Linked DNA regions of Homo sapiens: regions 2 and 3 are each linked to region 1. Evidence: chromatin contacts called from ENCODE Hi-C data. All regions are on one chromosome and are shown on one strand. Each heading gives the region's core, a stretch centred on a gene start or an enhancer-like site at or near the end of the contact. The rest is flanking DNA. Distances are from core to core; before and after follow the strand shown.

What was found. A loop is a pair of places that touch in the nucleus more often than their neighbours do. Pooled maps may share reads with other maps.
Region 2: a loop to region 1 is called in a map of B cell, with 5 times the contacts of the local background. The contact joins the enhancer-like site here to the promoter of TAB3 in region 1. A Hi-C loop is called at or near these places in 1 of 168 maps with a recorded cell type or tissue (B cell), 2 of 37 single-sample maps with no recorded cell type and 6 of 50 pooled maps.
Region 3: a map with no recorded cell type shows a loop between it and region 1 (8-fold over the local background). The contact joins the enhancer-like site here to the promoter of TAB3 in region 1. A Hi-C loop is called at or near these places in 7 of 37 single-sample maps with no recorded cell type and 4 of 50 pooled maps.

Annotation. Positions count from the first base shown.
Region 1 is chrX:30,886,963-30,891,971 of GRCh38, reverse strand. It overlaps TAB3 (TGF-beta activated kinase 1 (MAP3K7) binding protein 3), which reads left to right and starts at 2,718. Exons shown (of 11, transcript NM_152787.5): 1 at 2,718-2,858. RefSeq lists an enhancer at 2,343-2,512 and a silencer at 2,673-3,062.
Region 2 is chrX:31,226,103-31,231,111 of GRCh38, reverse strand. The region is part of intron 63 of DMD (dystrophin); the gene reads left to right. Among named protein-coding and RNA genes, the nearest start is that of FTHL17, 160 kb to the right of the region's middle. RefSeq lists silencers at 1,879-1,928, 3,526-3,820. Within about 2 kb of position 2,416, at least 6 of the 41 ENCODE cell types and tissues checked have a DNase peak (open chromatin) inside an H3K27ac peak, as active enhancers do; they include B cell, where a contact is called at or near this core.
Region 3 is chrX:30,591,752-30,596,760 of GRCh38, reverse strand. No RefSeq gene overlaps it. Among named protein-coding and RNA genes, the nearest start is that of TASL, 16 kb to the right of the region's middle. RefSeq lists a silencer at 2,805-2,914. Within about 2 kb of position 2,785, at least 3 of the 41 ENCODE cell types and tissues checked have a DNase peak (open chromatin) inside an H3K27ac peak, as active enhancers do.

The sequences.
Region 1 (5,009 bases), core at 1,469-3,968:
CTAAGAAGAACTCACAGAAGAAATCAACAAAGAGCCAATTTTCGGCATTTGCCATGTCCAGAGAGGACAAAGCCATCTTATGAAAGGATCAGTAAAGCAACACCTTGCCACCTCCATTTCTATCCTCTTCATCCCTGGAGGAGATACAGCTATGGTTAGCAAGATAGGGTAGGAGAAGTAGAAGCCTAAGGGACGGAAAGAGAAGGGTTACACCTGCTTCCTTGACTCCAAGCTCCTCATTGGTGGTAGGATCCAACTGGGAGAGAGGACAAGATATAACTTCAAATAAGGTCTGGGTTTTGATAATTTTATGGGGCTTCTGGTTGTCCCCTCAATGTTTTTTCCAAAGTCATGGAATGTTTAGCTAGTTACAGGACTGCTTAGAATAAGACCACATTTCACAGTCTCCCTTGCAGGTAGATGCAATAACGTGATTAAGTTCTGGCCAGTGGGTTGTGAACATAAGTTGATGGTAACAACTTCTGGGTCATGCCCTTAAAGGAAATGGGTAGGCTTTCACACCCTTGATGACTGAAATGTGATGTCGTGCTGAGCCATTCTGGACCATGTAGACTAGGACGACAGTCTAGGAATGGTGGAGCAAGAAGACATAGGGAGACTAAACCGTGGCTCACTTTGTGGAACAGAGCTGCCGTATTAGTCCACTTTTGCCACGTAATAAGGAAAAGTCTCAGTGCCATGCTACAATAAGCATTTATTTCTCACTCATGGGTTTGTGAGTTGGCTGGGGCTGCTCTGCTTGGTCCGAAACCTGAACTTGAAGCAGGTTTTCTACAAATGTTTCAGCACGATGGGCCCCAGTATGTGGGGTGTGTGATAGGAGTGAATGACCCCCTTTCTGACCACATCCAGCTTCCAAAATGAGTGGCTCTTGACACTGGAGCTGCTCTACTTCAGGATGTGGGTCAAGTTCAGCTCCAGTCCAGGTGTCACATTCTCATCCCCAGGCTAGAGGGAGATTGGAAGCTCCCAGAGGGACAGGAGAACTTCCTTCCCATAGCAGCAGTTGGATCCTTTGCAGTTTCCCCACACTTGCAGAGACAACGTCTTGAGCCCCACTCAAAGACACGAGCACCAGCAGATGCTGCTCCTTTCTCAGAGGTCTGAGTTTTACCTCCACAAGGCAATTCCTCTAAACGTCTAAATTGTAATAATCCCAACCTCTTCCCTTCCTCCTCCTAGCTCTAGGCATAGTAGCTGCTTCCTGCAGTTGCTACCTCTGCGATACATTAAGAGTTCTCTCTGACCTTATCAGTTGCCTAATAATCAATTCTTGATATTAAATTCTCTTGGTTGAAATAATTGGGGTGGTTTGTTTCCTGCTATCGCCCTGAGTGATTCACTGGACTAAATCCTATGCCTGTCAGACACCGCTCAAGAATTTTCTCTTTGGCTGGGCGCGGTGGCTCACCACCTGTAATCCCAGCACTTTGGGAGGCCGAGGCGGGCAGATCACCTGAGGTCAGGAGTTCAAGACCAGCCTGGTCAACAGGAGAAACCCTGTCTCTACCAAAACTAATCAGCCGGGCATGGTGGCACACACCTGTAGTCGCAGCTACTCGGGAGGCTGAGGCACGAGAATCACTTGAACCTGGGAGGCTGAGGTTGGAGTGAGCCGAGATCACACCACTGCACTCCAGCCTAGGCAACAGAGTGAGACTCGGTCTCAAAAAAAAAAAAAGGAATTTCCTCTTTGATGTATTTTATATCCTCCCCCCATATCTGTCACTCCTCTCTGTACTCATTTCTATCATAGAACTTACTGTGCTAAAGTGTCGTCATTGTTTTTTCTCATTCATCTCCATCCCAGACCAATAGCTCCCTGAGATCACAGCATTTCCTCAGTAGCTGGCACATAGGAAACTGAACAACACACGTTTGAATGAATGAGCAAGAAAAAATAAAATAGGAAAAAGAATTATTAGTATCAGATGGCTCATGTAGCACTAAAAATGAAAGAGAAAGTTAGATGGTGATGTGGGAAACAGGAGGACTGTGGCTGCCAACTGTGAGGCCATCTGCAAGCACACAGCAAGAAGCTCTTGATTAATAATGTGAACCCATAACAGGATGAAGAAGGTGCAGCTGAGGCTTTGCACAGAATACTCGGTGACAAAACCCATAAGGACAAGCAAAGGGTTAGAAGACTCCCGGGGACGCAAAAAGTGTGTTGGCCATTCGGGCTCCTGAGGGATGACCAAGCCTTAAGGGACGCCTCTCACTTGGTGCCTGGTCCTGCCAAGCCCTTTACTGGGTTTCTTGACTGGGTTTCATTACCCCGCCCCGCGCCACTAGTGGAAACAGGTAAAACCTGGAGAACTAGGTCCTACTTTAGGGGCCGTTCCGGGCATGCGTCATTACCCGCGCACGCAGGCGCAGTAACTTCTTCGGTAACTGGTACTGCCCATTTCCGATATGGGAAGCGTTTGCTCAGGCTTCCCTAACTTATCACCTTTCCTTTGGGCCCCCGCCCTCCTGTTCCTGTGGGGGAAGCCTCGCGAGATCGCCCTGGGCAGTACCCGGCGGCGCCATCTTTGTGCCTGGCGAGCGACGGCGCCCGACGGAAGCCCTGAAGCCAGAGCTTGCTTGCCAAGCTCTCGCTCAGACCGGATCTAGGAAATACGAGGCGGGCCTCGGTGGGAGGGACGCACTGAGGGAGGAGGGAGGAAAGGGGGCGGCGGCGGCGGCGGCGGCTCACACCGGATCCCGGCCCTGCACGGCGCGTACCCTGGGGGTTCGGGCGGGGAAGCGGCGCCGGCCCGGACCCCCCGCGGGAGTAGGCGACGGGCGTGAGGGCGAGGCGGCGGCGGCGGCGGCCAGAGAGCAGCAGCCGCCTGGTGAGTGTCCGCGGGGAGGCCCGGCACCTGCCCGAGCAGGGACGTCGGGGGCGCCCCCGGGATCGTCCCAGTGACCCTGTGCCTGAGACGGTGGGCGTGTGCGCAACTGCGGCGTCCCGGGGACTCACCCCGGCCCGGGACTGCGGCTGACAGCGGGAACTGCGGGGCTGCCGGAGGTTTGCGCAGGGCCTGGCGCGTCCGCGCCCGCCCCAGACGCCCCGAGAGGCCGAGGGGAGAGGGAGTGGCTGGGGTGGGGTGTCGACTTGATTGGCCTTGGTCCCCCAAACGGAGGGGACGATGCCCTTCCTCGCCGGACCCTAGGCATTGCGGAGAGTGAGCCTCTGTGGACCGGCTTTAAGCCCCCAGGAAGGTGTTTGAGGATGAGGACTAGCAGCACCAGCGTGGGGGCCGTTGAGGGTGTTGAGAGATGTGAAGGTTAGTAGCAGTATAGTAAGAATTGTTGGAGAGGAGGTTTCCAGATGACTGTTGGTAGGTGTTGAGTAAGGAGAAAACACTGCTTTCCTTTAAAGATCGCACAAGCAGTCCTCTGAGGTCCAACAACAGATTAGAGTTATTCCCAGTTGGAGTTCTGTAGTTTACTACCGTGTGCCAGCTCATAAAGTGCGTAAAAGCAGGATTTGAAGGGTGAGGGACAGGTGAGGCATAAAGTAAGCTGCATAAAAAGATCCAAAGTTTGTTAATGTGTTAAAGTGTAAATCCTTCTGTTTCTACTGAAATGTAACTTATTTAAATTATTTAAGAAAACTTGCCACCTTTGGTCCAGACCGGGCTTGTCAGTTCGATGTGTTTCTTCAGTGACGTTTGTCAATCAGGCAGTCATTTTGGCATACAGTATATTTACTTCTGGTTTCTAAAAGAACAAGAATGAATGAGAAAAGGGAACAGTTTGGCAAACTGAGCTTTCTTTGCGCACTTTTTCATTTTGAAAGGATAAGAGAATTTACTTTTTTCTTTGCTTTAGTAATGATTTGCAGTAGTATACAAGAACACGTGGAAGAAGAAAGGGTTTTTTGAGATGAGAGTTTAATTTTGCACAGTGTTAAATTATAAAGGGCCTCATCACCCATGGTAAGTTTTGTGATGGTGTGTTTTATGAACACCGGAAGAATACAGGCACATACATATACATGCTTTTTAGTCAGTGTGTGATATGAATCTTTACAACCGTAGGGACAGCCCCCGCCCCCACTTGCTTACAACTGGCTTAATCAAGGGAAAGACTTCAGTGAAGGTAAATATTAAATATGTGATTTTCATCTTCACATCTGAAAGAACATAATCTGCATTCAGTCACCCTGAATTTTCATCCATATGTTTATTTGATGGAGTCTTCCCCTCAGTTATAGATACCACATTGTGTACAGTTTGTTGGAGCAAACAGAGCTAACGTCGATTATATTCAGGCACTGGAGATCCTCACAGCTACCCTATGCTAAAGATAATGTTATGCCGATTGCACAGAACAATACTAACCTCCAATATTCTTTGGCGACTTCGCTGAGGAGATTATATAGCTGGTAAATTGCAGAGCTAGAACTCAAACTCATGTAGGTCTGATTCTAGAGTGTGTGTTCTTTCACCATACTCTGCGTAAGTTTTTGTGCTGACTGATACAAATTTTATGAAAATGGAAATTTGTGTTACAAAGAAACCTTTCAGTTCTGTTGGTAATCTTGAAAGCTTTCAGTGTCCTTGGCTCCAGATAATCTCAAGGTTTTTTTTTCTTTTCAGATGCGTCCATTTTCTAGCCAGAGGTAACATTTGAGCTAGAAGTCTGCTGATCTGTAAAGAGATTCCTGATAGCTGGTAGTGACCTATCTGAAATTCAGATATTTTCAGTTACTTTGCCTCTTGTGTCAGCATGCCCAAGATACTTCAAAGAACAAATATTTTGTTTATTCTAGTCCTGAATAGTATTTCAAATTACATTATTACATGGCAACTATCTATAGGGGTTTGAATTTGCTTTATCAGCTTGGAGGTACACATACACATCCCTGCCTTCTCCAGCAAGTGGAGTACTTGACAGCTGACCCTGTTTTTCTTCTCTTTAATAATTTGATACAAAGGTTTTGGACCCTATTCATGATTTGCAGAAAAGACGGCAGCTCTTCTGGGATCCACCATAAT
Region 2 (5,009 bases), core at 1,167-3,666, 340 kb before region 1:
CCGCTCTTGAAGCTTGATTTAAAGGAGCATGGCACAGTGGTGCCTATATGAGTCAGCCCTCCATTATCTGGGGCAGAATTCAGGCCCCAGAAATGGTACTTAAGATACACAGTTCTCCCCCAGAAAACTTTATATCGGCCATTTGTTACAGAAACTGCTTTCTCAACAAACCTTTTACCAGGGCAGCTAACAATGAGCAAAACTAATTTGAATTTCAACTCTGCCATTATTACAGTGTTGCTAAGAAGTAGTGAGATTCTGCTGAGGAAGGCCAAGCAAGAGGAGGGAGCCAGAAATGCCTTAAACAATCCACAGCCAGGATTTTGTGCTATCTTTTATTTCACAGTTGAACTTCTCAGTATTTTTTGGTTCATAACCTTTTTCTCTTTTCCTCAATTCTGAGTCTTCCACATTTGTGCCATACTAGGTACTTTATTGCTTCTCTCCCTTTTTTTTTTTTCTTGAGATGGAGTCTCATTCTGTCGCCCAGGCTGAAGTGCAGTGGTGCGATCTCAGCTCACTACAACCTCCACCTCCTGGGTTCAAGCAATTATCCTGCTTCAGCCTCCTGAGTAGCTAGGATTACAGGTGTGCACCACCATGCCTGGCTAATTTTTTTGTGTTTTTAATAGAGACGGGGTTTCACCATGTTGGCCAGGCTGCTCTCGAACTCCTGACCTCGTGATCCGCCCGCCTCGACCTCCATAAGTGCTGGGATTACAGGTGTGAGCCACCACACCTGGCCCTCTCCTTCATTTCTTAGAAGAGTTTTACAAAGTCATTGGTGATAAATAAGTAATACCATTTCACATCTGGAAACATAACTTGATAGTAATTATAAATTCACAGACTGTACTTTCTGTACTTATCTAAGTATGAATGCATAATTCCTGTTTATCTGTGTGTAGGTTTATTTTTCCCCCATTTAAGTAAAGCTCTATGTTGATGATGAGGTTTTTACGAGTTGAGATTTTAAGAGGCCTCAAATATATCTAAAAAATTATAGACCAAGTATGATGTGTTAGTGTTCCTCTTCTCTCAGCTAATTCTTTAAAGATATGTTCCAGAATTCCTGGTCTGTTCTTGAAGATCTCCCAATAATTCTAGACTTCTGAAGCCTGGATATTTTGGCTTAATTTGCTTTCAAGACAGACTGGATTTAAATTACTCAATTTGTCTGAAGTCTCATTAAGATCCAAGGTTCTTGTCTGTTCTAGTGAGTTTGAGCTGGCAAGAATAATACTTGTCATCTGAAAAGTCCATTAGAATCCTTTGGAGGAGTGAGACTGGAAAATTGGAGACATATTATTATATTTTAAAATATGCCACCTTTCTATAATAGGAGTATGTGGGGAGACTGCCTTGTTTTGGCTTCTTGGGAAAATTTGGAAAATTAGTAAAATAGGCAGGCAGTAGTAGTTCAATGCGTATTGTATGCCAAACACTGAATTTAGAACAATACTCCCCCAAAAGCATATGTGCTCTAAATTTTATTTTTCACTTACCACCTGGGAGATTTGGATTAAATTTCTTCTGGGAAATAGAGTTGGTATGAAGAAACAAAGACCACTATACCAATTTATCTGTTGGAATAATCATTTAGCCGTACAGCTCTTTCCACTCATAAAGTTAATGAGGTCATTATTGTTCTTTCTAGCTAATAGATAGGCATATTGAAACCTTAGGCCTTTCCAAAAAGTCTCCATAAGCCATTGGAAAGATAGACTAAAACACTCCTTGTTTTAAATTCTAGACCTCAGTTCAGTCAGAGATAGTAGGATTTTTGCAGTATTATTAAAAAGACAGAAACCAGCTATAAAATTGAAATGAAGGGACTTAATGTTTTTTTTCTGTAATATCTTTGGAATGCTTCCATGGCTTTAAAATGCTGAGGTGTTTCTCACTATTTTTCAAAAGCATGTAACATGTAGATATGTGACGCAAACTTGACCAGTTGTTCCTCTTTTCTGGTGAATTTTGACACCTGCTACTATTACACAGAGTAAAAGTGAAAGTCATAAAACAGAAATACTTACCAAAGTCAAGAAAAATGCATAGACTAAACAAAGGGGCAAGAGAAGCCTATTACTTGTTTCATGTTTCAAAATAAAAGATGAATGGCCTATCACTTCAGTAGTTGGAAATTCAACTTGAGAAGGTAGGTGGTTTGATGTTTGCCCTTGTTCCTTACGTTTCTAGATTTCTCTATTTATAGGCTAGAACCAGCCCTGGATAAAATAATACAAGTTATGAAGAGAAATGTGCAGTTCAGCATTTTTACCCTTCTGAAGTGCGCTTTCTCCCAGCTGCCATGGAAACATGGCGTAACTGGTTTCTTGGATAGTCTCACTCCTCTTGAGTTCCGGCTGTGAGAGCTAGTGAGCTCATTACAACTTGGATCAGAGTCCTGGAAAGTCAGCTCCCAGGGAAAGTGGAGGACAGTCTCTCATGGGGCACGGGAATGGGGGGCTTTAGCTTTATTAAACTGCATACATACTTTCACTACACAGTCATCCCAAGCTTTAGCCCAGGACAGTGTCACATTGTTCACAGCTGTATTGCATCTTGAGGTTTCTGTGTGCATCCTACACACTTTCCTAAGGCAGAGACTTATCTCTTCCAGCTGTAAGCCGGAGGGAGTGGTGCTGCAGACTCCTAGCAACACATGCGGACTCAAACAACACAGGCAGTTAACTCTCTTGAGTAGTAGACTTGTAGGGCACCAGAACTCCGTTGCAGTTCACTGACAGTTACCAGATATACATTTGTATGGCTTCCGTAGCATTGTGATGGAAGCTAAACGTTTGCCCTGCTACTTTCTTTTTTTTTTTTTTTTATTTTTTTATTTTTTTTTTATTATACTTTAAGTTTTAGGGTACATGTGCACATTGTGCAGGTTAGTTACATATGTATACATGTGCCATGCTGGTGCGCTGCACCCACTAACTCGTCATCTAGCATTAGGTATATCACCCAGTGCTATCCCCCCCACTCCCCCCACCCCACCACAGTCCCCAGAGTGTGATATTCCCCTTCCTGTGTCCATGTGATCTCATTGTTCAATTCCCACCTATGAGTGAGAATATGCGGTGTTTGGTTTTTTGTTCTTGCGATAGTTTACTGAGAATGATGATTTCCAATTTCATCCATGTCCCTACAAAGGACATGAACTCATCCTTTTTTATGGCTGCATAGTATTCCATGGTGTATATGTGCCACATTTTCTTAATCCAGTCTATCATTGTTGGACATTTGGGTTGGTTCCAAGTCTTTGCTATTGTGAATAATGCCACAATGTGAAGGACCTCTTCAAGGAGAACTACAAACCACTGCTCAAGGAAATAAAAGAGGATACAAACAAATGGAAGAACATTCCATGCTCATGGGTAGGAAGAATCAATATCGTGAAAATGGTCATACTGCCCAAGGTAATTTACAGATTCAATGCCATCCCCATCAAGCTACCAATGACTTTCTTCACAGAATTGGAAAAAACTACTTTAAAGTTCATATGGAACCAAAAAAGAGCCCGCATTGCCAAGTCAGTCCTAAGCCAAAAGAACAAAGCTGGAGGCATTCCCTGCTACTTTCTTCTGGTATGCCTGAATCACTGTTTGAGAATGGATTGGACTTTGGTGCGTGGAAAACTGGTAGCAGAAGGCTTATTCACTGCAGTGGGTTGGGGGTAGGCTGAAAAGATGTCAGGGAGGATTAACTAGAGGCAGAATGTGTCATAGTTAGAAGTATTTAGAAGGGAAGAAAGTTTGAACTCTGATACTGTTCCACACTAATATTCATGCCCTGAAAGAATCAGATCATTCTTGCCTCTCCCACTTGGATCTCTAGCTACTGGAATTTGCCAATTCTTGATATGAACGCTAAGATTTGGATGGAGCTTGTGACCTCATTTAGACCATTTGTTCTAAATGCTGAATAGAACCAGGAAAATAGGAAAAGAGGGTAGAATTGGGGTCATAAGAGAGGAATCGTCGTTCTTTGAAAGAAGAAAGATGATAGGAAACTAGGCACATGAGTTACGAGGCAGTGGAGAAGGAGGATTAGAAAGGGAAAAAAAGAAGAGAAACTTTATGCCAATATCTTCTACAAGATGTTTGGCTGGCACAAAACTAACACTCAATACTTTTGCATAAGTAAAGGAATGAGAGAAAATTTGGGATTGGATGCTTATCCCCTGGAAACTGCTACAGGCTGGTGTTAATGGGAAAGGGATCTGTATTTGACCAAAAGTGCATTTCCACGTCTCTACATTTCTTTTTATAAAGAGTCAAAGGGACTCAATGATGAGTGTGTGTGTAAGGGAACTCCACACTAGCAAGTACAGGAAAAATTTGATGGTACTGGTGAAGGATGTTGCACCAATCTGGAGGGGAGGACAGGAATTGGTTTCTCATGGATTGATGCCGCAAGACAATTCATACCATGAGTTGGCTGAGACCACTTAAAAAAGTAAGCAGTGATGACTGGGCAAAAGAGACAAAGGAAGAACCACATCTTTTAGGGGAGAGAGAGAGAAGGACAATTAAAGGGACTCAACTAGATCAAGTTCTGCTCACTAAAGGACAGCGTCCAGGCAAATGTTAATTATCTTCAAGAAGCAATCTGTATATATAGCATTTCAAGATACTCCGAGATGCTTTTAATTTATTGAATACTTTTTATTGGTATTTATCATAAACAAGAGACTCACAAATATATCCCAGAGGGGAGGTTTTGGTGTAGTTGACTATAGTAGTTATTAAATAATCTATTAATAAAAGCCCACAAAATGGAAGATAGAAAGATAGAAAAACAAAAGACAACACAGGATGGTGTTGGTATACAGAATTTATACTTGAAGTTTAACAACACGGAACAAGAAACTTTATTAAAATATTCATTTAAAGAACTTCCATATGAATCACCAGAGGCTCTTAGTAAAATATTGATTCGGATTCACAGATCTGGGTGGGGCCTGAGATTCTGCATTTCTCATAAGCTCCAAGCAGATA
Region 3 (5,009 bases), core at 1,536-4,035, 300 kb after region 1:
ATTACTATTTCTACTTAGGAGATTTTGTGGGATTTTTTTGTTTTGTTTTGTTTTGTTTTTTGAGATGGAGTTTCACTCTTGTTGCCCAGGCTGGAGTGCAGTGGCGCGATCTCGGCTCACTGCAACCTTTGCCTCCCGGGTTCAAGCAATTCTCCTGCCTCAGCCTCCCGAGTAGCTGGGATTACAGGCATGTGCCACCACACCCGGCTAATTTTGTATTTTTAGTAGACATGGGGTTTCTCCATGTTGGTCAGGCTGGTCTCGAACTCCCGACCTCAGGTGATCCACCCGCCTCAGCTTCCCAAAGTGCTGGGATTACAGGCGTGAGCTACCATGCCTGGCCAGGAGATGTTTTAGTAAAATGGTTTTGAAGCCATTCCTCTTGGGCTAAAATCTTAGCACCATAGTTACTAGCTGTGTCCTTGAGAAGTTCTTTGGGTCTCTGTTTCCCTATGTTCTAAAATAGGGTGTATATGGGTACCCGCCTGTTGGAATGATTAAATAAGTTAATACATTTAAAGTTCAACTGTTTTTAGTGCATAATAAATGCTTGATATGCCTTAATATCTGTTATTTACACCCTAAACGGTTCAATAGAAGGAAAACAGCTTGGCGTAGTGGCAACAGAGTAAGCTTAGAATCAGGAATATTTCGATCTAAATCCTGATCCTTGCTTGATCTTAGAAAATTATTTAGCCTTTCTGAGCTTCAATTTATTTATTTGTAAAATAGGAATAGTAACATATAGTTTGTGGATGTTACTGTGAATCTTAAGACAATAAATAAATAACCCAAGTATGGTGAATATTCTAATCTCAGCAATAAATAGGTAAATGCATGCTAAACTTGCCCCGCCTGCCTCCCCTACCAGTACTGCTTTATGTTCTTTTAGGTCAGCAGTTCTCAAAGTGTGCTTCCCAAGGCATTTCAGGGGAGTCCATATCAAAACATTCTCGTAATAATACCAAGATGCTGTTTTCCTTTTTCACTGTATTAACGATTGCACTGGTGGTGCAAAAGCAATAAACAAAATTCCGACTCCTTAGCGTGTATCAAGGCAGTGGTGCTAAACTTTACTAGTAGTCATTGTATTTTTCATCCCCACACACTCACAGTTTTAAACTCACAGGTTGCAGTGAGCAGAGATCGTGCCACTGCACTCCACCTGGCGACAGAGTGGGACTCCATCTCAATAAAATAAAATAAAATATAATATAATATAAAAAATAAAGTTAAAAAATTTAAAAAAATTTAAAAGCCTCTCTCATTTAAGAATGTCCTTGATGAAACAGCAAGAATTATTAATTTTATTAAATCTTGACTCAAGTACACTTAAAAAACTTCCCTGCAATGAAATATGAGGCATGCATAAAGCACTTCCGCTGCACACTGAAGTAGAATAGATGCCGCCAGGAAAAGCATTTGAGTGATTGGGTTGATGGCTTAACTAGTGGCTTTTCTCGTGAAACACTATTTTTACTCCAAAGAGCAACTGGCAAACCATGGTTTTTCAGACTTGGAGATCTGGCAAACATTTGCTTGAAAATGAATGAAGTCTGTTTGTCACTTCAAGGAAAACAACTGACAGTATATATGTGGCCAACAATGAAACTCAAGTGTTCAAATGAATATTACAATTTTGAAAAACCTATTCCACTATTGGGATTTTGACAGCATCTCAGTACCTACTGACTCTCCTGATGAGACTGGTTGTGATATTAACAAATGTGATGTTTTGATATTATACAGTAGGAAATGTGCCAGCATTTGGAAGGGCTGCATAACTCAGGGAACTGATATTTTTTCAAATGACCAATGTATGATATAAAATCTTGCATGAGTAAATGATGCATTAAAAGTATAAGATGGATCAATGGGTTTTAATATAATGAAGTACAAGAAGTTCATAATATACTTTCTGTTCCACATTACAAGCAACCTTTAAGAAATTGTCACTTGTCAAGTTTTGGTGTTGTGTCCAAGAGGAATATCCACAGTTATCTGAAAAGCTTTTAACACACTCTTTCCTTTTTCAACAGCATATTTCTGAGAGGCTGGATTTTCTTCATATACTTCAAGTAGAATTCTTCAATCAAAACAGCTTATCCCAATAGATTAAATGCAGAAACTAATTGTCTTCTATAAGCCAGGTGTTAAAGAGATTTGTAGAAATAGAAAAGGATGCTACTCTTCTCGTTAATTTTTTTGAAAAATAATTTTTAAATCAAAAGTACATTATTTATATTACCACATAATGGGTCTATTATTATAATTATTAAATGGGCCAATAAATGTTTCAAAATTTCTTAGTTTTAATTTTGCTTATGGACAATATCAATATAACCCACATAAGAGCTCTTTGAAATTCTCCATAATTTTGTTTGCTTGTTTTGTTTCTTTATAGACAGGGTCTTGCTTGTTGAGTGCAGTGACTATTCACAGGTGTAGTCGTAGCTCACTGCAGCCTTGAACTCCTGGGCTTAAGCAATCCTCCTGCCTCAGCCTCCCAAGTAACTGGGACTGAAGGCACGCACCACTCTCCACAATTTTCAAGTGTGTAAAGGAATCCTGACACCAAAACGTTTTATAACTGCTACTTTAGATCATTATTTCTGAACACTAGAATGGCTCAACACTAGAATCACCTAGGGAACTTTAAAAAATGACCAATGCTTGGCACCAACCCAGATAAATTAGAGTATTTGTGTTTGCAACCCAGGTATTAATATATATGTACTTTTAGAAACTCACCAGGTGGCGCACCTGTACTCCCAGCTACTAGTGGGGCTGAGGCAGGATGATCGCTTAAGCCCAGGAGGTTGAGGCTGCAGTGAGCTGTGATTGCACCACTGCACTCCAGCTTGGGTGACAGAGTGAGACCCTGTTTAAAAAAAAAAAAAAAAAACAGCGAAAAAACTCCCCAGATATTACTAATGTACATCCAAAGTTAAAAACTATTGCTGTAGGGTAGTCTAATCGTAAGAATCTTCTGAGGCAGTTGTTAAATGTGGCAGTCCCAGGTCCAAATCTAATGAACCAAATCTCCAGGGGAAGGGCCTAGAAAATCTGCATATTTAATAAGCACATCAGGTGATTCTTAAAATGAGATAATTTGGGAAACATTCCACCTTTCTCTTCCCAACTTCCTCATTCTTGATGACAGGCTCATTAGTTGCTAACAAAGGCATTATTCAACTAAATTCGACCCACAGAAGTTTGGAGTATATGCCTTAAAACCTATCTTTTAATGTGAGATTTTGCTGCAGAAATGGCTTTAAAACTTAAAGTTTTGAAAGTATAAAGACACAGTAGTTAGTTGTTTGACAAGGCACTATTCTCGTGTGGAAGGTCTCTTGTCCAGGCAACTCAAATTTCACAGTTTTGTGGGGGGCACTTTATGAATTTGAGTTGGGTAAATGAATGAATTCTGCATGGGCAGCTGACTCTTCACCTTAAATGTTCAGAGGGACCTACGTCAGAGGACCAGAAAGAACCAGTTTTTCTGACTTGATCATCTTGTAATTCAGATAAAAGCTTTGTAAATACAAAAAAACATGTCCTCATGAATTGCAAGAAGGAAAATAGACCCAAGGAGAGGTTCAAATGGATTACCTTGGAGTGCAGACTAGAAAGGGGTTTATGGGAATCACTTGAGAAGTGAAACTTGCCCGAATAGAATATATCCTCAAATTCCGACTTTTTCTCTTCTGGTGAAACAGGAAGAAGGCACTGTCAGTATTAAATAGTAATTTCCTGTCTGCAACACCACAGTCATTTTTTTTTTCCTGATCAGAGAAGTCCCTGAACTACGAGCCTTTTGGAGGTAGAAATCAAACCTTAGTGGTTTTTATGTATAAAATGCCTAATACCTGGCCCTTAATAAATGCTCAATAAGTAGTTTCTGAATTGAATAAAGTAGTGATCAAGTCTAGATCTCGATGTTAAAAAGGTACAAAAATTCTATAATTCTACATGGAGCATTTCTTTTTTTTTCTTTTGAGACGGATTCTCACTTTGTTGCCCAGGCTGGAGTACTGTGGTGTGATCTTGGCTCACTGCAACCTCCGCCTCCCAGGTTCAAAAGCAATTCTCCTGTCTCAGCTTCTCCAGTACTGGGACTATAGGCGCACACCACCACGCCCGGTTAATTTTTGTATTTTTAGTAGAGATGGGGTTTCACCATGTTGGCCAGGCTGGTCTTGAACTCCTGACCTCAGGTGATCCACCCGCCTCGGCCTCCCAAAGTGCTGGGATGACAGGCGTGAGTCACCGAGCCTGGCCTATATGGAACATTTCTTTAAGGTAACTTGTGTTCAACAAGGCTCACATTGAAAATTGTAAAAATTGTAAGAAAAACTTAGTTCTTCCAGAAAAGATACACATAAAATTGAAAACAATGTTTTCCTTTGGAAAGTGGAAATAAGGGAGTTAGGGGAGAAGACTTTTTTCTTTATAGCTCTGTACCATTATATATATTTTAAACCACGAGCAGGTAATTTATATAAATTATTTTTAAATGACAAGTTCAAAATTTGAATTGCATAATCATTTAAGCGGAGATGTTGAAGGGACTTTGGAAATCCCTCTCCCTTCCCCAGCCCCAACTCACAGAAAAGTTCCAACGGCCTCCTCACTGTTACCTACATGTGGCAGTTGTTAGAATGCCCACAGTTGTCCACTTCTTCCATCAAGAGGTAGATTAATGAGAGTTAATCCAAAGTAATTGTACAGAAATATATTAATTTTATCCTTTCCTATCCTATTACTATTTAATTAACTCAGTAATCTATACTTCTTTGATACTTGCACAATACCTTTAAAAACTGTAATTTATCTTTTTACATATTTGTCTGATTTCTGCCATTGTACTGTTGATTCTGAATGGTAGGAAGTTTTTCTCATCTCTGTCTCAAAACGCTGTGTACTAGATGTTGTATATAATACATAGAGAATAGTCCTCTGGCTTTGGAGTCAGAAAAGCCTGGGTCCAAATTCCTGGCCCTGACTTC